Linked DNA regions of Homo sapiens: regions 1, 2 and 3 are each linked to region 4. Evidence: chromatin contacts called from ENCODE Hi-C or POLR2A ChIA-PET data. All regions are on one chromosome and are shown on one strand. The core of a region is the stretch at or near the end of the contact, and the rest is flanking DNA. Distances in the headings are between cores, read along the strand shown. Region 1 overlaps DLEU1 (deleted in lymphocytic leukemia 1). Region 2 overlaps DLEU1 (deleted in lymphocytic leukemia 1). Region 3 overlaps DLEU1 (deleted in lymphocytic leukemia 1). Region 4 has its middle 20 kb from the start of MIR3613.

Evidence for each region. Hi-C counts contacts between places; a loop is a spot of excess contacts on that map. ChIA-PET counts read pairs that join two places held with the same protein, here RNA polymerase II (POLR2A). Pooled maps may share reads with other maps.
Region 1: a pooled map shows a loop between it and region 4 (3-fold over the local background). The contact joins two enhancer-like sites. A Hi-C loop is called at or near these places in 2 of 50 pooled maps. POLR2A ChIA-PET finds 5 or more read pairs at or near these places in 2 of 52 experiments (HCT116 and endothelial cell of umbilical vein).
Region 2: a pooled map shows a loop between it and region 4 (2.8-fold over the local background). The contact joins two enhancer-like sites. A Hi-C loop is called at or near these places in 2 of 37 single-sample maps with no recorded cell type and 4 of 50 pooled maps. POLR2A ChIA-PET finds 5 or more read pairs at or near these places in 2 of 52 experiments (CD4-positive, alpha-beta T cell and WTC11).
Region 3: a pooled map shows a loop between it and region 4 (2.6-fold over the local background). The contact joins two enhancer-like sites. A Hi-C loop is called at or near these places in 4 of 50 pooled maps. POLR2A ChIA-PET finds 5 or more read pairs at or near these places in 2 of 52 experiments (activated T-cell and naive thymus-derived CD4-positive, alpha-beta T cell).

Annotation. Positions count from the first base shown.
Region 1 is chr13:50,418,688-50,421,387 of GRCh38, reverse strand. The region is part of intron 3 of DLEU1 (deleted in lymphocytic leukemia 1); the gene reads right to left. Among named protein-coding and RNA genes, the nearest start is that of DLEU1-AS1, 110 kb to the left of the region's middle. Within about 2 kb of position 1,278, at least 7 of the 41 ENCODE cell types and tissues checked have a DNase peak (open chromatin) inside an H3K27ac peak, as active enhancers do.
Region 2 is chr13:50,235,663-50,238,362 of GRCh38, reverse strand. All of the region lies in intron 2 of DLEU1 (deleted in lymphocytic leukemia 1), which reads right to left. It overlaps LOC124900337 (a long non-coding RNA gene), which reads right to left. Exons shown (of 2, transcript XR_007063796.1): 2 at 1-2,700. Among named protein-coding and RNA genes, the nearest start is that of DLEU2, 110 kb to the right of the region's middle. Within about 2 kb of position 1,287, at least 4 of the 41 ENCODE cell types and tissues checked have a DNase peak (open chromatin) inside an H3K27ac peak, as active enhancers do.
Region 3 is chr13:50,319,056-50,321,755 of GRCh38, reverse strand. The region is part of intron 2 of DLEU1 (deleted in lymphocytic leukemia 1); the gene reads right to left. Among named protein-coding and RNA genes, the nearest start is that of DLEU2, 190 kb to the right of the region's middle. Within about 2 kb of position 1,379, at least 7 of the 41 ENCODE cell types and tissues checked have a DNase peak (open chromatin) inside an H3K27ac peak, as active enhancers do.
Region 4 is chr13:49,975,206-49,977,905 of GRCh38, reverse strand. No RefSeq gene overlaps it. Among named protein-coding and RNA genes, the nearest start is that of MIR3613, 20 kb to the left of the region's middle. RefSeq lists a silencer at 919-1,213. Within about 2 kb of position 1,450, at least 5 of the 41 ENCODE cell types and tissues checked have a DNase peak (open chromatin) inside an H3K27ac peak, as active enhancers do.

The sequences.
Region 1 (2,700 bases), core at 29-2,528, 440 kb before region 4:
AAAAGAGCCCAAAGAAAATATTTTTAAAATAATAAATGAAATGTCTTTTGGGTTGGGAAGCCACTATATTCATATTCAGCACCACGACTGCTGGGCTGCGTCCTCAAAGCCCAAGGCCTCTGGGACTGGACAATTCCACAGTGCCTTTGGAAGAGATGAACAGAACACATGTGTCCCAGCTGACTTGCTGGTAGGAGAGCTGAGTTTTCTTAAATTGACACCCTCAAGTAGTAAATAAGAAAAAAGAAACCAAGAGTGGCCCAATATGCAGATCTAAAAGTGGAAAAGGCATTGACTGTTTCTTTTTTAAACAACTTCGTTGGTTGGGTTCTGGAGAGAAAAGGTGGAGAGGGAAGAGGTGTAACTCTTCTAACATATCATTGGAAAATGCCATCCTCACTTTTTAAAAATAGCACTGCATGATGAAATATTGTTTTGGTGACGTGATGCCTAAAGAAGCACTGCTCATCATCATGGTGACTGTGATGGAGGCCTGGGTGAGCAGTGGTGTAGACAGTTGCACAGAGGAGCCCAAATGTTGCTCGAGACCCAAGAAAGCCCTGTGGGGTGAGGACAGCACCAGGCTCACCTGCCCACCTGGTCTCCATCCAGGAGTCCAGAGACCCAGGACCAAACTGATCCTGTCTTTATGTTCAATGTGGAGATCTTGTTCAGGTGTGGATATTTTTGGTATTTGTTTTGATTTTTAAAAAATGTACTTTAAGTGTTTAATATTTACCTATTTGTAAATGTTGCATTAAAATATTACTTATCCCTTAGCCCAGCAGGTGGTGCACACCTGTGGTCCCAGATACTTGAGAGGCTGAGGTAGGAGGATCATTTGAGCCCAGGAGTTTGAGGCTGCAGTGAGCTATGATTGTGCCACTGCACTCTAGCCTGGGTGACAAAGACCCTGACTCAAAAATGTATAAATAAGTAAATAAAATATTATTTATATTGATTACTGCATATTTAGTGTCCCCTGAAATGCAATGCCCAGGACAAGTACCTCACTTGTCTCACCCCACTGCCTCACCCTCCAATGTGGGAGTCTTTTGGGGTGGTTCAGAAGAAAAGCACTCTCTTTGTAAGACAGGCAGTAGGAGAACGCTCCTCAGGGAGAGGCGGGTACCCAGATCCCCCCTCAAGGCAACAGCTTCTACTTAGAGGAGTTCTCTTCCCTCAGCAAACCATTCCAAGCAGAATCTGCAAGACACAATCAAACTGAAAGCAAGACTGGACTTCTGGCTTTGGATCCCTGGTTTCAGACCCTGTCTGACATTGCATCGGGCGGACATCCAAGCTTCAGTTTCCTTCTGTGTTAAATGAGGATAAGAAGAAATCCACCTCCTGGGCTCACTGTGAGGGTTCAACGGGGTAATCGTGTCAGTAGCTGAGAAGCATGAATATTTGATCTATGTCAGCCATTATTACTGTTTTCCAAATCTTGGTTCCTCCACTAGTGACTTTACCTCTTGGAATTTTAATCTCCTTTTCTGTAAAATGGAGAAATAATAGGACTATCTCTTAAGGTTGCTGTAAAGATTAAATGAGTTACTGTACATGAAGTACCTAAAACAATGTGTACATGTGCTGTTAACTGTTACTATTACAACAATCACTACAACTACTACTGTTGTTCATACTATTAATAGCTTATTCTCCCTCCTCCTCCTCCTGCTGTAACTACTACTGCCACTGTGGCTGCTATTGTTGCCCTGGTAGTTAGGTAGTTAATACAATTGCAATGAGAGCTAAAAATGGCAACTCCCTCCCCTGTGTGAGAGATCCTTAGCCTATGTTTAAACATTCAATTTGGTTTGCTATATGCTATGCTTTTTAAAATGTTTTAAGCTATTCAAACATTTTTATTTTCTACATATAATGCCAAATAACCTGTTGAACTGATTGCCCATTTTTTTAGCTGAGTTGTTTGGATATGTTGTAGACAGAACCCGAGACAACAGAAGAGTTAGTGAACTTCAATTGTTTATAAAGGAGCGGCATAAAAATAATCTTTAAAGCTAAGGGAATGTTAATATTTAGATCCATCTAAGGGAAAATAATAACAGTTTGTGATTTCCTCCTGCCTCACTTCCAGGGCAAACATTTTTAAGGGAGGATTTGATTTTGTAACATAAATTGTTTTCTATATAACCCCAAAGACATGAGTGATTAATAGTGAGCTATAGAAAGAGATGCCCATAATTAGCAGCTTGGGTACAGTCAGATATAAACATATATTTTGTTTGTGAAACATGCATCTTGAAAAAAAAATACATCCTGCTAGATGTCACAAAAGGGTCAAGATGCTAAGAAAAAAAGTAAAGACAAAATTTTTAAAATAAAATCAAAATCAAATATGATAAGTACATGCATACCCAAACCACACTAAGCCTGAGACAAAATTTTATCCAGGTTTTTAATCATCATCATCATCATTGTTGTTGTTAATTATTACTTGTATCAATGTTGGTATAATATGGTGATTCTGATTTTTATTTTAATTACAAGGACCTTAACCAAACATGTATCTTGAATGCAGATAAATAAATGCTTTTCATATAATGGGTCATTAACATTTTAAGACTGTAAAATGCATATGGCTTATATCACTAATAATAGAATTATTATTAATTCTATTACAATTCACTAATATTCACTAAAATATTACTAATAATTCACTAATAATCACTAAGT
Region 2 (2,700 bases), core at 38-2,537, 260 kb before region 4:
TCCAACCATCTCCAGGTGAAAGTAGTCCTTTGGACCAAGAGACTACAACCTTTCTCATATGTGATATTTTGTAAGGTGCCAATAATAGGCTCAGCAATGGGGACCCCAGGTCTGAACACAAAACTGTGAAAGAAATTATTGAACTCTGAGAATGTCACCTAATAGAGAGACTGCTGTGCTCAGAGTATGAGACATGGGTCCTAATCCCAACTGTACCACTGATTTGTTGTGTGACAACAGGTGAGTTTATCTGTCCACACTCCAGTTTCCTCACCCGTAGAAAGGGATACCCACCCTGCCAACTTTACCCATATATTATGAAGACAAGTTAGCAGATGACTTAGTGCTTAGAAAAGTTAAAGCACTTGGAAATGAAACACATTAGTATGCAGTCTCCTTCCCCATCCCCTTTCTACATCTCATTTTGTGTTTCTCTTGCTGAACCTCTCCAAGAAACCCTCTTAAGCAATGAAAGCAAAGCCTTCTCTTTGAGCATCAATTCTGTAATCCTCCAACTGTATTTGGAAGGGAAACAAATTCTCCACCATGTTAAAGGCCTGTTTGTCCTCCTCTTCCCCCTAACAAAAAGAAAAATTGCAATAACTATCACTATTAATATATATATATCACTATGTTTGTCACTATTAAGCATATATCAAGTAAGTGACTTGCATTGTCTCATTTGATCTCCACAAAAACCCTCTTTGATAAGTATGAGTAGCCCCATTTTACCAATGAGGAGACTGAAAATGAGTTTAAATAATATGCCCCATTCAAACATCCTAGGGACTTCCAAATCCCAGTGGTGGAAGAAGGAATCCCTTCATGTCAGAATTTCGGGCACTCTAGCAAGCCTGAAATCATGTTAATAGCAAGTTAGAGAACTTTAGTTGGAGGATTGGAAGGCTTGCTTTTCTGCATTATCCTTCAAACCTCCCCTCAGGGAGCACCTATGAAAATAAATCAGTTCCAGAGTTCTCACCCAAACTGCTTTCAGGTTAGACAGCCAAGGATTCCAGAACAAAAGTATCCAGTGCAATTTAAAAAGGGGAGAGGCACACAACAGGGAAGCATGTCAAAGTGTGCACAAACAAGCTCGCCCTCCACCACCAGGCGTATTTACAAGTGACCACGTAAATTGTGATTTAACGGTCCAGCATGTGGTATAAAATGTCAGCAACTTTCACAGAGAGAGAAGTCTGGTTTTTACACCCACACAGCACTGTACACTTGACTTGAGCGCCCCGAAAATTCCCCTAAGCATTTTTATCATTACGTATCACTCGTATCACTACACAGTTTAGTCAGCCAAACCATATCCTTTTCCAGCTTTAGATAAATTGCCTTCTGACAAACTGCACACAGACAAAATATCACGAAGTCCCCAAGTTGTAATCTCTACCCTGTTTTTCTACAGAGATGAGTAAGATTTTCCTATTTAGTTTTTTTAAGTACATAAGCAGCAGATGCATGTAATATACGAATATTGTCATTAGTGTGTTTACTCGCTTTCTTGAAATATATCTGAGTTTTATCACTACCTTCGCCCAGATTATGCCACTTGCCACAAGAAAATTACTGCACAAAGACATATTGGTTTAAAAAAAGAGGTGGTCATTTGCCTTTTCTGAACTCTCATTATAATGGATAAAGCTTTAGCTGTACTTTTGGGGAAAATGAACATCATCAAAAAGTGTAAGCCTTGTCATTTTTACCAAATGTCATTTTTACCGCTTTGTCATTTTTACCAAACTTACAGTCAACATTTAAACAAATCTTTTAATATACTGTAGAGAAGCGAACTTTATAAACCATTACAAAATGTTTAATCAGAATTCATTTTAGCCAATCTAGTAAGAGGTCAGCTCAGTTTTCTGTGCTGTAACAAAGCTACGTCTATTTTTAAGAGAATACAGTAACTAATACTTTATTCATCCAGCTAATATTAAACTTATGTTCAATAGCTATTAAGAAACATACTTAAGACTACGACTGCAGGTAGAAAAACACACACACAGTTTCTAAATACCCTGTACTTATTAGAGTTGCTAATCCAAAAAAAGTATTTGTCATGTAAATGAATATACACAGCTCTTTGTCAAGCTAACGAAACTTGTGATAAGTAACACACACACACAAACACACACACACTGGCAAAGCTAGCAACCACTGGCCAAGTAAACCAACAATAGAGCTAAGAACAGCAATAGAAATATCCCCGGACACCTAGTACCTAATAGTGCCCAGTGAATGGTAGAAACTCTGTGTTTGTTCACAAATACTAATGGGTTTTAACCTAATAGAAATGTCTTCGGGAGAATTGTAAATATGTTGGACATCAGAAGTAGGTCAGAGGCATCAATGTTGAACATTTTTCACATCACAGTTTTATTGTTTTAATTTCCTACTTGAAATTAATATACTACTTTTTGAAATTAGTGTTACGCCAGATGCTGAGTTTATTTTCACATCTTAAGTGTATGAGTTTTACTTTCAGTTTTTACCTAACGAGACACATGTCTTGATCAATATACATTAGTTCACGCAGTTGTCTACAAAGCCAGGTGCTTTCAAAATGATTATATTCTATATTTGTAGAGTACCTTAAGAGTTTTCCATTGCTTTCATGCCCATTATCTCATTTAATGCAAATAACAACCATGTGCATGAGAAGGACAGCATTATTGTCCCTGTTTTACA
Region 3 (2,700 bases), core at 130-2,629, 340 kb before region 4:
TGGTTACCTAGGAAAGAGGAATTTCAAAAGGACCCAAGAAAACTTTTAGGAGTAGTGGGTTTATTAGCTTGATTGTGGTGGTAGTTTTAATAAGAATATACATATGTTAAAACATCAAATTGTACACTATATGTATGTGCAGTTTATTGTTTGTTGGTTATGTCTCAATAAAACTGTTAAAAGAAATTATGTCATGTTCAAGAAAAAAATATTTGTAGATTCAGTAAAAGACTATCAATACTACCTTACCTACTGTAGCACTTAGGTAAAAGATAATCTATTAACTTTTCAGGATTCCAGTTGTACATGTAAAATAAAGAAAAAACTCACTTCACTCAAGAATTATAAAAATTATTAGCTAGTATTGACTAGGTCAACTGAAAATGCCAAGTGTTGTGCAAACTGCTTTATTTTTAGCTATACAATATAGTGGTTATTTCAGATTCTTGAATCTGAGCATGTAACTGTTGGCTGAATTTATCCCTAAATCCTTCCATTTGGGCAAATGACTTGATTTGCAGTATCAATTCAGTATATGTGTAGTTCAAGATTCCCAAGAGGTTGTGCTGGTGTACTGGCAAAGATTGTATTTTGGATGTAAGTGATTTCCTTATATAATCTGTAAACTAGAAACTGACAAGTATGGTAGATTTCACAAATATAAACAATGTTACTATTGGACTTCATCTGTAATCAATTTATGAAATGCACCTGAGTAGATTTTCTAAAGAGTTTAGGTACTTCAATGTCAGAAGGAAAAGCCTTTTCTCCTTGAATCTTCACATTCACTAGCTAAATGGGCTAAACAAGAAGCACATCAAAAAAAGAAAAAAAACAGCACCCTGGAGTGACACAAGACTGAATTCTAATCCCAGTTCTGGTACTCACCTGCATGAGACCTTAGGCAAGTTACTTCACCACTTCTGTTTCTTTGTAAGAAGGGAGCAAGATGCTTGCCTTCTGTGCCTCTTAACACACATCATCCAGAAAGTTTGCAAAACCACCTCATCTTCAATATTTAGTTTTAAACCTTCACTGCAATGTTGTTCCAGCGTAACACTTCAGTAAAGGAAAGGAATTATACTAGGGTCTTGCACTATGGCTTGATCTGACCCTCTAGGGCTCATGTTAAAGATAAGTATATTGATTTTAGCCCATTTATAAAGTTACTAGGCCATCATTACCAACTCTTGCAAAATGAAAAATTTATTTAATTGACTAAGGTTTATGAGACTTTAAAAAATATGGCAGCACATTGATAAATGAGTTACCCAGTCACAGCCTGACTCATTCTACAAATATTTGCTAAGTACTTACTGTGTGACAGGGAGTCCATAGTAGACAAATCTCAGCTTACTATTTATTATGGACTGAATTATTTCCCCCCTCACAGACACACACAAATTCATATACTGAAGCTCAAATCCCCAATGTGACTATATTTGGAGATGGGACCTTTAAAGAGGTAAATAAGGTTAAAGAGATCAAAACAATGGGCCCTAATACATTGGGACTGGTGTCCTTACAAAAAGAAAAGATACCAGGGATACTCAGGCACAGAGAAAAAGGCCCTGTGAAGACACAACAAGAAGGCAGCCATCTGCAAGCCAAGGACAGAAGCCTCAGATGAAACCAAATCTGCAGACACCTTAATCTTAGACTTCGAGCCTCCAGAATTGTGAGAAAATACATTTTGTGGTTTAAGCCACACAGTCTGTGGTATGTTGTTATGGTAGGCCTCACAGACTAAGACACCATTTTTAATTAAGAAACTGACATGCCTGGTTTGAGAAGATTTTTGAGTCAGAAGTCAAGAGAAAATTTATACAATTTGAAAGCTGAAAATGTAGAGAAAATGTGTTTTCAGAAATGCCCTGAGAATGAATATCTTTCTACAGCCATTTCTTGGGTCTTGGCCAGCTTTTCTCTATGTGTCTTTAAGGAAGAGTATTTGCACACAAGAGTGAAGTTATCACACCAGGCAATCTGTCAGCATAGGAAAGTTTACACAATAGAAACGGTGACTCTGCAGCACCCCTGGCCAGCAGTCTCCAAGGGCCTCATGCTTGAACCTGACCATCCCCCTTTGACTTTTCCTCCCTGCCCCAAAAGTTCTCACTTTTGCTCTCCCTCTTTCTCTCTTACGGAAGAAAACCAGTCCGGACTGTGCATCCGCTCAAAGATGAAAAGTTGGTCCTGAAAACTTGTCTTGTAGTAACTGCCCTTGAATACCTATAGTTATATAGGTGTGCTGTCTATTGGGTGTGTTTGTAACAGCTTTGGGGTTCTCAAAATAACCTCTCTGTGTCCTCTACAACAGTGATCCCCAACATTTTTGATACCAGGGACTGGTTTCATGGAGGACAACTTTTCCACAGACACAGAGTGGAGGGGGATGGTTCAGGATGATACAAGCGCATTACACTTACTGTGCAATTTATTTATATTATTATTAGATTGTAATATATAATGAAGTATACAACTCTTTATCATGTAGAATCAATGGGAGCCCTGAGCTTGTTTTCCTGCAACTAAACAGTCCCACCTGGGGGTGATAGGAGACAGTGACAGATCATTATGCACTAGATTCTCATAAAGAGCACGCAATCTAGATCCCTTGCATGCACCATTCACCATAGGGTTCACACTCCTGTGAGAATCTAAAGCCACCACTGATCTGACAGGAGGCTGAGCTCAGAG
Region 4 (2,700 bases), core at 201-2,700:
TCATAACTTAATGGCTTTTTGGCTCTCAATTTGATGGTCAGTTTGGCTAACCAACACTTTTTAATTCTGTGTTATTTATTACTCAGTTGATCCCCCCCATAATATGTTAAAAGCCTACTTCCAACCTGTTAAAATGTACCCTTGGAGTGCTGTCCAGATTCACCATTAAAATAGTGTCTTTCCAGTCTTATGTATTTTATTCAGCAGTTACTACAGTACTTTTTTTTTTTTTTTTGACAGGATCTCATTCTGTTGCCCAGGCTGGAGTCCAGTGGTGTGATCACAGCTCACTGAAGCTTTGACCTCCTAGGCTCAAGCTATCTTCCTGCCTCAGGCTCCTGAGTAGCTGGGACTATAGGCACATGCCACTATACCTGGCTAATTTTTAATTTTTTGTAGAAACTGGGTCTCGCTATGTTGCCCAGGCTGGTCTCGAACTCCTGGGTTCAAGCATTCCTGACACTTTGGCCTCCCAAAGTGCTGGGATTACAGGCATGAGATGCCATGCCTGGCCATATTTTTATTTTTAAATCTTTCTATTTAAATAAGGAGAGGGAGAGAGAGAGAAAGCTCTAGGTGCATTTTTTCCAAATGGACACCTTGCCATGTTTTCAACACACATCTAAAGCCTGAATTGAGAGTATAATTTTTCTGTAGATACATCACCTTGAGGAATTTTATAAACTTCAGTTTCCTCATCTGAGAAATGAGGTAGTTGGATTAGATGAACTGGCTCATCAAGTGAGTATAAGGAGCCTTCCAAATTTAAGAATTATTAACATTTCCCGGAAGACTAACCAGGCAATTTTTCTTCTTTAGGTTTGACTTTCTGAGATGTCATGGCTTAGTATTCTTTAAGCAAATTCTGGAATGTTCTTGTCCCTTTGGAATAATTGTAATGTGGATTTGTTCTGTGCAACTGATGATATTCTAATGTGTTTGGGCAGGTTTAAGTCTAAATTTCCAAAGTCTCACACCTGTGGTTTTACCAAAAAGGTACTGCTCAAGGAAACCAGTGATGGGCAAAGGATGCATGGTATAGCTATGATGCAAGAGCGCCCTCTGCAGGCCATGCGAAGATGAGTCTCTTTCTTAAAGGGTAGCTTTTCCGCTCTTTGTGTAGAGTACAACCCTTCCCTTCCTCCTGTAGCATTCTCATCAAGAAACATTTGTTTAGTGCTTACCCTGAGCTAGGCACAGTGTGCTTAGGGCTGGGAACACAAAAATAAAAGCATCCTAGGCTTAAAGGATCTCACGGTCTAATGGGGTACATCCCAATCAGATCATTATAATGCAACCTGAGAGGTGTGTCACTGGAGCTGTGCCTCATGTCCCCATTAGTTTGCAATCACAAGTTGCACACAAGAGCCGAAATCAAACTGTACAGTACAATGCTTTTTTGTTAGGAGAGAAGGACTGGTGACTCACCCTAGCATTTTCTCTTTGCACAGAAACAGATGCCCTGCCCAGAAGCAACACGGCTAATGGGTGCCACCGTGGAGACCCAGGCAACCTGAGAGTAGTCCTGACAGCCAGACCTCCAGGGTGGAAATGGGAAGGTCTACAGAGAAAGGTCAGGATTTAACAGGGAAATGGAGGAGGGCAAGAATGGGGGTCAGGAGGTATCTACGCATTTTGATATGAAATTAAGAAGTTCATTTAAAATATACAACCAAGGCCCGTGACACTTTTTGTAACAAGATTCTAGCTTATCTTCCCACTAGATTTTGTTGGACTTTTTTCAAATTGTATCTGATTGTGTTTTTCAAACTAGGCCAGGAGGGCCCCTCAACTTCTAAAATACAAAAATTCTTTCTGCTCCTCTTTTCAAATCTTCTCAGATTCTGGACACACCCAGAAATTCCATGTGCCTTTTTACTCCCTTAATCCTGTTAACTTTTTGTCTCTTCTTAGCAATGACTTCCTTTCATTTTAGAGAAAGTTCTGCTGGTAACATACTGTATAAGCCAGGAGAGAAAAAGAACTTGAAAGAGGAACACATTTTTCTTCATTTTTTTTTTTTCAAAAAAGGTAAGGGAAAAAAATAAAGGAAGTGGAGAAATATACTACTCAGTACAGTTGTCAAACAAATTTCTTGGAACCATGGCCTACAAGAATACCTATCTTAACTGCATTGCACTAGAAACCACATTTTCATATTCCTTTTGTGATAATTCTAAGATAATGAATTAGATGTTAGCCATTGTTTTCCAGAATAGAATTTCTGGAGTTACTGGTAGTTCAGGGAATTTTAGTCACAAGATATATATTTTCTGTACCTTTGTGTGTGTGTATATGTGTGTATGCATATATACTTATATACATGCACATATATACACATACACACAAACATGCATGTGCTATAGCTTTTGAATGGAGATATATGTGTGTGTACACACACACACATTCATTCATTCATTTATATCATACAGCTTCTCTGAAGAGCAACAGGAGAAAAATGCAGGAAATATAAAGGCAACCTGGGGTCAGTCCTATGCAGTGAGCTCTTTGAGGTCTCCATCAGAAATAAAAGATTTCAGTCTTTTTTGGCTGGGCACAGTGGCTCACACCTGTAATCCTAACACCTTGGGAGGCCAAGGTGGGAGGATTAACAAAAAATACAAAAATTAGCCGGGGGTGGTGGTGGGAGCCTGTAGTCCCAGCTACTTGGGAGGCTAAGATGGTAGGATCACCTGAGCC